Linked DNA regions of Homo sapiens: region 1 is linked to region 2. Evidence: read pairs that join two places in POLR2A ChIA-PET (ENCODE). Cell type or tissue: GM12878. All regions are shown on one strand. Links, peaks and the distances in the headings refer to the core of each region. The heading gives the core; the rest is flanking DNA.

Region 1 (5,377 bases), core at 246-5,245, 230 kb before region 2:
GGAAGCGGAGGTTGCACTGAGCTGAGATCACACCATTGCACTCCAACGTGGGCAACAAGAGTGAAACTCCATCGCTAAATAAATAAATAAATAAATAAATATAAAAATAGGGTAGATGTGGTGGCTCATCTCTACCAATAATAAAAAAATTAGCTGGGCGTGGTGGTGCATGCCTGTAGTCCCAGCTATTCGGGAGGCTGAAGTGGGAGGATCACATGAGCCCAGGAGCTCAAGGCTGCAGTAAGCCGAGATTGTACCACTGCGCTCCAGCCTGGGTAGCAGAGTGAGACCCTCTCTCAAAAAAAAAAAGCCAGGCATGGTGGCTCACGCCTGTAATCCCGGCACTTTGGGTGGCCGAGGTAGGCAGATCACGAGGTCAGGAGTTCGAGACCAGCCTGGCCAGTATGGTAAACTCCGTCTCTACTAAAAACACACATAAAAAATTAGCCGGGTGTGGTAGTGGGCACCTGTAATCCCAGCTACTCGGGAGGCTGAGGCAGGAGAATCGCTTGAACCTGAGAGGTGGAGGTTGCAGTGAGCTGAGACTGTGCCATTGCACTCCAGCCTGGGTGACAGAGCGAGACTCAGTCTCAAAAAAAAATTATAATAATAATCAAGAATGAGGATAGGAGTAGTATAGGACAGAGTGGGGTGAGGCAGAAGATGGCTGCAACAAGGAGAGGTGGTGGGTGCTATTAACAGAAGGTGCCGCGCCATTAATCTGGGGGTATGTGTGTCTGTGTGTGCATCTCCAAAGATTCCTCCTACTAGCCAGGCGCAGTGGCTCACATCTGTAGCCCCAGCTACTTGGGAGGCTGAGGTGGGTGGATCGCTTGAGCCCAGGAAGTTGAGGCTGCAGTGAGCCGTGATTGCACCACTGTACTCCAGCCTGGGTGACAGAGCAAGACCTTGTTTAGAAAAAAAAAAAAAAAGTGTGTGTGAGTGTGTGTGCATATATCTATCTATCTATCTATCTATATATATATATATATATATATATATATGCACACACACACATTCCTCTTACTCTTTCCTAGGCAATGGTTACCACAATTCTGCTACTATCACCATTGATTTACTTTGCCTGCTCTTGAACTTTATTTATTATTTATTTTTATTTTATTTTATTTTTTTGAGACAGAGTCTTGCTCTGTCGCCCAGGCTGGAGTGCAGTGGCATGATCTCGGCTCACTGCAACTTCTGCCACCTGGATTCAAGCGATTCTCCTGCCTCAGCCTCCCAAGTAGCTGAGATTACAGGTGCGTGCCACCACGCCTGGCTAATTTTTGTTTTGTTTCAGGATCTTGGCCAGGCTGGTCTTGAACTTCTGACCTCGTGATCCACCTGTCTCAGCCTCCCAAAGTGCTGGGATTACAGGTGTGAGCCACCACGCCCAGCTTGAACTTTATATAAATGGAATCATACTATATATTTATAGTATATATATACATAAATAGAATCCTACTCTCTATGTGAAGTTCAAGAATTTTTTCTTTTTTTTTTTTTTTTTTGAATCGGAGTGTCACTCTTGTTGCCCAGGCTGCAGTGCAATGGCACAATCTTGGCTCACCACAACCTCTGCCTCCCGGGTTCAAGCGATTCTCCTACCTCAGCCTCCCGAGTAGCTGGGATTACAGGCATGCACCACTAAGCCTGGCTAATTTTGGTATTTTTAGTAGAGACAGAATTTCTCCATGTTGGTCAGGCTGGTCTTGAACTCCTGATCTCAGGTGATCCACCAGCCTTGGCCTCCCAAAATGCTGGGATTACAGGAGTGAGCCACTGCACCCGGCCCATTCCTGCTGATTTAAATATCCAGGTAAATGAATCTTCCAGGCCACTGGCCTCTCAGTCTCTTGATCTCCCCTCCTAGTCCATTCCTCTCTCCTGAATGCCTATTTCCTATCTTTTTGCTCCTCAAATTCCTAGTTTCTTCTTCATCCTCACTCTTAGAGAGTGATCTTGATTTTTTATTCCCACGAAGAGTTTGACAACACATGTTCTTGTTTCTTATACCACTGGACAACAGAAGCAACAAAGAGATATCCCACAGCTCCCCAGCTCCCTCGACCCATGCCCGCTCACTCTGCCTTCTCTCCCAATTATTATTCGGGAACTGTCCCTGCCCCTGTGTAAGGCAATTCCTCTGTTTGTGAACTTGACCCTCTCGCTCACCTTCTGAAGAACATGACTCCAGAAACTTTCCCTATCGCTCTGCTACAACTTCGGTTTTTCCTGTCTACAGGATCCTCCCCACCCGTGTACTGACATACAACTTCTTCATCTTCAAACAGTCCTTTCCTTGGGTCAGTAGAACCTGATGAGAAAAAAATGTAACCATTAAAAGAAATAGTCCTCTTGGTCACTCTTTTTCCTCTAGTTACCATCTTTTTTCTCCTTCCTTCCTTTGAAAGAGTTTTATAGTGACTTTTCTTTTTTCCTCCTCCATTCTTGTAAACCCATTCCATGAAGGCTTTTGTCCCCACCAGTCCATCAACTCTCTCCTCATCATGATCACCAGTGACCTCCATTTTGCCTTAATCCATTGGTCAATTCTCAGGTTTCATCCTATTTGATATTTTAGTGGCATCTGACTATCATTCTCTCTTCCTCTTTCTTGAGATACTTTTTAAATTTAGCTTGAAGGTTACAACACTCTCCTGGTTCCTTCCTTCCTCTTTGCTGTTCTTCTCATCTCCTTGACCTTTTAACTTCGGAGTTTCCCATGCCTCAATCCTCCCTTGGTGATCTCATCCATTCTGACCTGGGTTTTAAATACTATCTATAAGCTGATGACACCTACATTTGTATCTCCACTTGGATGTGTAATACCTCAACATGACTAAAACTGAGCTACCGACCTAACCCCTAAAACCTGCATCTCCTGTAGTCTTCTCAGCTCAAGAAATGGGGCAACATCATGCTTCTACTTCCTCAGCCTCCATGCTTTGGAGTCTTTTTCTTTCTTCCACACCCCACTTTCAACCCTTTTAAAACGTTTAAGTCAGGCCACCATGTCATCTGTCTCCTTTTGATGGCTTTCTAACCCACCGTGAGAAAATGCCAAAGACCTTCCCATAGCTTCCAAAGCATCCCATGACCCAATTCACTCCTCCCACCCCCTCTGGAACACACTCCCCTCCTGAGGACCTTGTACTTGTTCTTTCCTCCTGGAATGTTCTTGTCCCAGATAGCTGCATGGCTCACTCCCTCATCTCTTTCAGACCTTTACTTAACCACCATCTTCTCGAAAAGGCCTTTACTGTCCACCCTACCTAAAATTGCAACCCTCCCACACTTACTGTCATCTTTCCTTGCTTTTGTTTTTGTTTTTTTGAGACAGAGTCTTGCTCTGTCACCCAGGCTGGAGTGTGGTGGTGCGATCTCGGCTCAATGCAACTTCTGCCTCCCGGGTTCAAGCGATTCTCCTGCCTCAGCCTCCCAAGTAGCTGGGACTATAGGCGTGTGCCACCATGACCAGCTAATTTTTTGTATTTTTAGTAGAGACAGGGTTTCACCATGTTAGCCAGAATGGTCTTGATCTCCTGACCTCATGGTCCACCCGCCTCGGCCTCCCAAAGTGCTGGGATTACAGGCATGAGCCACTGCGCCCAGCCGCCTGCTTTGTTTTTTTTTTTAAATTGTTTTTGTTTTTAAATTAATACACTTTATTTTTTACAGCATTTTTAGGTTTACAGAAAAATTGAGCACAAAATGCGAGTTCCCACACATCCTCTCTCTCCAGTTTCCCCTATTATTATTATTATTTTGAGACAAGGTCTTGGTCTTTTGCCCAGGCTGGGGTGTAGTGGTGTGATTACAGCTCACTGCAACCTTGACCTCCAGGGCTCAGGTGATTCTCCCTCCTCAGCCTCCCAAGTAGCTGGGACCACAGGTGTGCACCACCATGCCACGCTACTTAAAAAAAAGTTTTTTTGTAGAGATGGGGTCTCTCCATGTTGCTCAGGTTACTCTATTATTTATTAATATCTCGCATTAGTGTGGTACATTTGTTACAATTGATGAACCAATATGGAAACATTATTATTAAGAGACAGGGTCTCACTTTGTTGCCCAGGCTGGAGTGCGGCAGCAGGATCGTAGCTCACTGCAGCCTCAAACTTCTGGGCTCAAGGGACTCTCCTGCTTCAGCCACTTGAGTAGTTGGGACTACAGGTGTGCGCCACTGTACGCGGCTAATTTTTCAAATTTTTTGTTGATCCTCCCGCTTTGGCCTCCCAAAGTTCAGGGATTACATGTGTGAGCCACCATGCTCACAGGGTTCACTCTTTGTGTTGTACATTCCATGGCTGTTGACACATGTATCCACTATTACAGTATCACATAGAATAGTTTCAGTGTTGTAAGAGTCCCCTGTGCTCCATTTATTTATTCATCTCTCTCCCTCCACCTGAACCCTCAGCAACCAACCACTGATCTTTTTACTCTCTATAGTTTTGCCTTTTCTAGAATGTCACATAGCTGGAATCATACAGCATGCAACCTTTTCAGATTGGCTTCTTTCACTTAGTCATATGCATCGAAGATTCCTCTGTCTTTGCATGGCTTGATAACTCTATTTTATTCCTTGGCAGCTACCATTTCTAATATTTATTGTTTGTCTTCTCTTTAGGAATGTGTGTTTCATGACAGGGCTTCTTGTCTGCTTTGTTCATTGCTACATCTCCAGTACCTGAAATAGTACCTCCTTCCATGGTTGTGGTAAGGACTACGTGAGTTATTAATAATATGTTTATTAATAAAATAAATAAAGTTTTTCTGTGTGTGTGTGTTTTTTTTTTTTTTTTTTTTGAGACAGAGTCTCGCTCTGTCTCCCAGGTTGGAGTGCAGTGGTGCGATCCCGGCTCACTGTAGTTTTGACTTCCTGGACTCAAGCGATCCTTCCATCCCAGCCTCCCCAGTAGCTGGGATCACAGGTGCCTGCCAACACCCCTGGCTAATTTTTTTTTCCAAATATTCTGTAGAGGCAGAGTCCTGCTGTGTTGCACAGGCTAGTCTCGAACTCCAGGGCTCAAGTGAGCTACCCACCTAGACTTCTCAAAGTGCTGGGATTACAGGCGTGAGCCCCCCAAAATATTATGTGTATATGAGTAGTAATTGTTATTCCGCATAGGGAGACCAGAAGAGGAGGTGGAAATGGAATGCCGGTTGGTTACATCGGGTTAGGGACCTTTAATTAGTTGCTCAGAGAAGGAACAGCACCTGAGCAAATGCACAGGATGCAAGGCTCCGGGAGAAAGGGCACACTAATCCCAACTGCCAATTACTTTACAAAGCGTGTTTACATTCTAAACTCATTTAATTCTCACAAAAATAATATTGTCAGGTGGGTATTATAATCCCCGTTTTACTCATG
Region 2 (5,377 bases), core at 104-5,103:
TGTAATCCCAGCACTTTGAAGGCCAAGGCAGGCAGATCACCTGAGGTCAGGAGTTTGAGTCCAGCCTGGCAAACATGGTGAAACCCTGTCTCTACTAAAAATACAAAATTAGGCCGGGCGCGGTGGCTCATGCCTGTAATCCCAGCACTTTGGGAGGCTGAGACAGGTGGATCATGAGGTCAGGAGATCGAGACCATCCTGGCTAACACAGTGAAACCCTGTCTCTACTAAAAATACAAAAAAAAAAAAATTAGCCGGGCGTGGTGGCATGCGCCTGTAGTCCTAGCTACTCGGGAGGCTGAGACAGGAGAATTGCTTGAACCTGGGAGGCGGAGGTTGCAGTGAGCCAAGATGGCGCCACTACACTCCAGCCTGGGTGACAGAGCGAGACTCCATCTCAAAAATAATAATAATAATAATACAAAAATTAGCCGGGCGTGGTGGCGTATGTAATCCCAGCTACTGGGGAGGGTGAAGCAGGAGAATCACTTGAACGCGGGAGGCAGAGGTTACAGTGAGCTGAGATTGCACCACTGCACTCCAACCTGGGTGACAGAGCGAGACTCCATCTCAAAAAAAAAGGGATTCCTCCGGGCCTTCTATGGAGCATTCTTAGAATTCACTCTATCATGCCCGTTTTGCTGAGCCATTTAATCTTTTCTTCCCCCAGTTGCTCTGGCAATACAGACATTTGACCTTCACTCAGCAACCATTATCATTTCCTCCATGCTCCTAGGAGCCACTAGGGGCAGGTCCTTACCAGGAAGTTAAATTCCTTTTTATTTTTATTTTTTTTGAGACGGAGTTTCATTCTCGTTGCTCAGGTTGGACTGCAATGGCACGATCTTGGCTCACCGCAACCTCCGCCTCCCGGGTTCAAGCAATTCTCCTGCCTCAGCCTCCTGAGTAGCTGGGATTACAGGCATGCGCCACCACACCTGGCTAATTTTGTACTTTTAGTAGAGACGGGGTTTCTCCATGTGAGTCAGGCTGGTCTCGAACTCCCGACCTCAGGTGGTCCGCCCACCTCGGCCTCCCAAAGTGCTAGGATTACAGGTGTGAGCCACGGTGCCCGGCCAGGAAGTTATATTCTATCCCAAGAAAGTGGTCCCCAAGTTAAAAAACTTGCCCTTAATCCACTTTTATATTTCATCCCCTTGATTAAGCACTGTCAAAATCCAATCCCATGGGTACTTCCCTACTCTTACCACTAAACGTTGGCCAGTTCTTGCAGGATACTTTGGGTTATAGTCCCTTTCTTTCCTTATTAGGCCTAGTATGTCCTTAGCTACCAGACTATGCTGTAATTTAACCCATGAGAGTTTAAGATTAAGATCTTCACAGTCAGGAGATCATGGGAGGGGAGAGGCCTCTGCAGTGTCTTAAGGCTCTGAGGGTTCAGAGGAGTGCAGAAAGCCAGAATCTTTGGGGGGACCTGCCCAGATATTTCTATTCCACGTATTAGGGTCCCAGGTTTTCCCAAGCAGAGTCCTGACCTTGATTGCAGATCTGCCTCTGGGAGCTCTATTGAAGTCCTCGAGTTTGGTCTTCAGATTTTTTTGCTCTCTCACTGCTATAGATAAGGGCCTCTTTGTAAGCCATCAGAAAGGCCCTCTGACCTTCACAGTTAATTTCCAACGTTTGTTAACTACTCTCAGCTTTTCATTTTCTCCTGGCAGGGCCCAGTGCAACTTAATAACAGCCAGCCAATTCCATTGTCCCTATACTCACTGCTGTCCCTCCGCCTACCCCCTATGCCTGAACTGTTCCACCACAGGAGCATTCTCTCATTTCACATCAGTGAAAATTTAGCAACTTGGCTACCATCTTGTTCCAGAGACTACCTGTACCCCACAACATCCAGGAGGGGTTCTTGTTGCCAGCCAGGCAGTGAGTACTGCAGTTCCCTAAACCTATCTTACTGCTCGCTTTTTCAGACCACTTCTGGAGTGGTCACCTGAGTCAGTTCAGGTGGTCTGGGGAGCAGATACTGAGACAAAGTTAGGAGTGCAAGAGGCTTACTGGCTGGCAACACCTGTGAAAGATAAAGAAGGAGGCAGGAATGGGCAGAGAAAGACTTTGGATAGGCTTCCCTATCCTGATAAAGTAAAGGAAGGCAGAAGCAAAATCGGGCAAGAAAAACCTCAAGCTGTGGTGCAGATCCTTCCAAGTGGCAGTCTACCCAGTGGAAAGCACCAGGGCAAAGGTTATCACATAGAGAAATCAACAGTGGGCAGAAACGGCCAGGTCCCAGTAACCACACTGTCAGTCATTGGCTTGGGGCTGTTCAGGAAGAGTGTGGCCTTAGCTCTGACATGGTAGTGGATCCCAAAGGTGATGCAGCTGTGGGCTGACAGTGAATTGCTTTCTGGCAGTTGAATGGCAGATTCTTTCTAAGGGATGTCATGGCTGCCACATCAGGTATTTTTGTCTTGGAGTTCAGTGCTATTTCCATATGTCATTTTGCCTCTGTATTATGAGACTTATACTTTGAAAAAGATTCAGATAAAAAACCTGAGCAAATCAGCAATTAATGGGATTCTGCTAAAACTCTTTGCCACAGTGGACTGTGAGAGAACTGGAGGAGTCTCAGGGCTTGCGGGATGTGTGTATAGGTTTGAGCTGCCAAGCTTCTGTCCCCTTCATTGATGAGAGGAGGAAAGCGAGATGGGAAGTAGAATCAGCTGTTGTTTGGGTGTGTGGAGGAAAACTGGCTCTCTCCTCAGAATGGCGTTTTAACAACCCAGAAAAAGAATTACACGAAGGAATCTGTTCCTTTTAATTTCTTTTTTTGTTGTTGTTTTTTGAGATGGTGTCTTGCTCTGTTGACCAGGCTGGAGTGCAGTGGTGCGATCTCGGCTCACAGCAACCTCTGCCTCCCGGATTCAAGCGATTCTCGTGCCTCAGCCTCCCAAGTAGCTGGGATTACAGGCACATGCCACCATGCCCAGCTAATTTTTTTTCTTTATTTTTAGTAGAGACGAGATTTCACCATGTTGGCCAGGCTGGTCTCGAACTCCTGACTTCAGGTGATCCACCTGCCTCAGCCTCCCAAAGTGCTAGGATTACAGGCTTGAGCCACCATGCCTGGCCTGGGAATTGGAAATATATGGCCTGTCTTGCTCTTTTTTTTTTTTTCCTTTTAAATGATATTCTTATTTTGAATGTAGACTGAAGGCCAGGTGCTATGGCTCACGCCTGTAATTCCAGCATCTTGGGAGGCCAAGGTGGGTGGATTGCTTGATCCCAGGAGTTCAGGAGCAGCCTGGCCAACATAGGGAAACCCCATTTCTACTATTTAAAAAACAAACAAAAAAATGAATATATACTAGAGACTTTGAACTTACTGGAATTTAGCTGCTCAGAGAGTTAGAGATGCGCAGCTAGGACAATAGGGGCTACAGGGTGTGGTGAGATACAAGGAACTTGGAAATGAGTCTTTCCCTTGTCGGGGAGTGACTCTGATTAAACTGAAAAAAGTTGCTTGGAATGCTTTGTCCCAAACAATTATCCTTTATGTACTAGATTTGGCTACACTTACTCACGTTCCTAGCTGATAACAAAAGGAAGAGGTGGGAGGCAGAACATGACTTTTTCCTCTTCAAGAAACCCAAAGGAAACAATACAGTTATGAAATCTGGGATCATCTTCATAATTCTCAGAGAAAACAGAGCCCCAAATATTTTGAAGACTTGGCTAGGAGTACAGCTTTCCCAGAAGTAAAATTAGAATACAGATATCTTGACTCCTGACTTGGTACGCTACCTCAGTGATGTCCATTCATGAAATCTCTGTAGCTCTGCCTCCCTAGTCAAACTGAGAAAAGAGTGGACGACATGGGTCACAAAGAATGAAATATCTTTTGGGGACTCTTGGAAGTCCTGTACTCAAAGATTGGACATGTATATAAAGTGAGTATATGCAGTGACCATTTCTTATCTTCCCTAACCAGAATAGAAATTGTACTTAGCCAGGAAAAGCCCCAAGTGTTAGTATAATTACATATTATTATTGCTGTTGAAGAGCAAAGTATTTGTAAACAAAGCTCAAGAGAGAAATGATGAGTAATACGCTAAAAGAGCATCAGGGTGAGTGGTCCTTGCTTTTCCCTCCTTTTGCCACCACTGTGGTTTTTTTTTTTTTTTTTGAGACAGAGTCTTGCCCTGTTGCCCAGGCTGGAGTGCAATGGCACGACCTTGGCTCACTGCAACCTCCGCCTCCTGGGTTCAAACGATTCTCCTGCCTCAGCCTCCCGAGTAGCTGGGATTACAGGCGCCCACCACCATGCCCAGCTATTTTTTGTATTTTTAGTAGAGACGGGGTTTCACCATGTTGGCCAGGCCACCATGTTGTTGAACTCCTGACCTCAGGTAATCTGCCTGCCTCAGCCTCCCAAAGGGCTGGGGTTACAGATGTGAACCACTGCGCCCGGCCACCACTGTGGTTTTTAGGGTTTACCTCAATCAAGCCTTACCATTGCATTTATCATAGAGACTTTCTGAAGTACTGCCTCTTTCCTGCTCAAGAACATTTAATAGCTCTCCATTACCTACCAATAAAGCCCACATTTCTTTTTACTTCTTTCTTTTTTTTTTTTCTTAAAGAAACATAGTGTAGCTCTGTTGCTCAGGCTAGAATACTGTGAAAGCCCACATTTCTTTTCTTTTCTCTTTGTCACCCAGGCTGGAGTGCAATGGTGCAATGGAGCGATGTCAGCTCACAGCAACCTCTGCCTCCCGGGTTCAAGCGATTCTCCTGCTTCAGCCTCCTGAGTAGCTGGGATTACAGGCACCCGCCATCATGCCTGGCTAATTTTTTTGTATTTTTGTAGAGACAGAGTTTCACCATGTTGGCCAGACTGGTCTTGAACTCCTGATCTCAGGTGATCCACCTGCCTCAGCTTCCCAAAGTGCTAGGATTACAGGTGTGAGCCACCGAGCCCAGCCGAAAGCCCACATTTCTTATTCTGATATTCTAGGCTTTATACAATCTACCCCAGAATTTACCTATCATCTTATTTACCACTATTCTCTGTCCCTTTGCTCTACAGGCTAACCTTCCAGTTCGCTAAACTGACATGATGCTTTTCTGCCCCTAGGGCCTTTGCACGTTTTCTTGCTGTCTTTCTTCCTTCCTTTCCCCTGCCTGTTTTTTCAAGGCCCAGATTATAAATCACTCTATTCTAGTTGAAAGGGAAGCTTTCCAGTAACACTTCATTTGTGCCATTGATTTGGCATTTATCATATTCTTCCTTAGGCTTGTAGATAATACCAGCAGTTCCAAAACCTTTTAACAAATTCTCCAGCCCTGAGAATCACTTCTCTTTGGCAGGTCCAGTAATCTGGTGAACTAGTTACCTGCCTCAACTTTCTCAACT

What was found. ChIA-PET counts read pairs that join two places held together with the same protein. Peaks named below come from ENCODE experiments on the same cell type or tissue, not always from the same donor. Only the 100,000 strongest peaks of a DNase experiment are listed, where the experiment ranks them.
Region 1: POLR2A ChIA-PET joins it to region 2 with 5 read pairs; 3 of 35 experiments call an interaction of 5 or more read pairs at or near these places.

Annotation. Positions count from the first base shown.
Region 1 is chr1:151,274,723-151,280,099 of GRCh38, forward strand. ZNF687-AS1 (ZNF687 antisense RNA 1) reads right to left here. Exons shown (of 2, transcript NR_135595.1): 2 at 5,302-5,377. Among named protein-coding and RNA genes, the nearest start is that of ZNF687-AS1, 4.5 kb to the right of the region's middle. In GM12878, for the core only: no CTCF peak of the experiment used is centred there; a DNase peak (open chromatin) is centred at 2,759; H3K27ac peaks cover 692 bases.
Region 2 is chr1:151,500,934-151,506,310 of GRCh38, forward strand. No RefSeq gene overlaps it. Among named protein-coding and RNA genes, the nearest start is that of CGN, 7.8 kb to the right of the region's middle. RefSeq lists an enhancer at 2,958-3,458. In GM12878, for the core only: no CTCF peak of the experiment used is centred there; no DNase peak of the experiment used is centred there; H3K27me3 peaks cover 171 bases.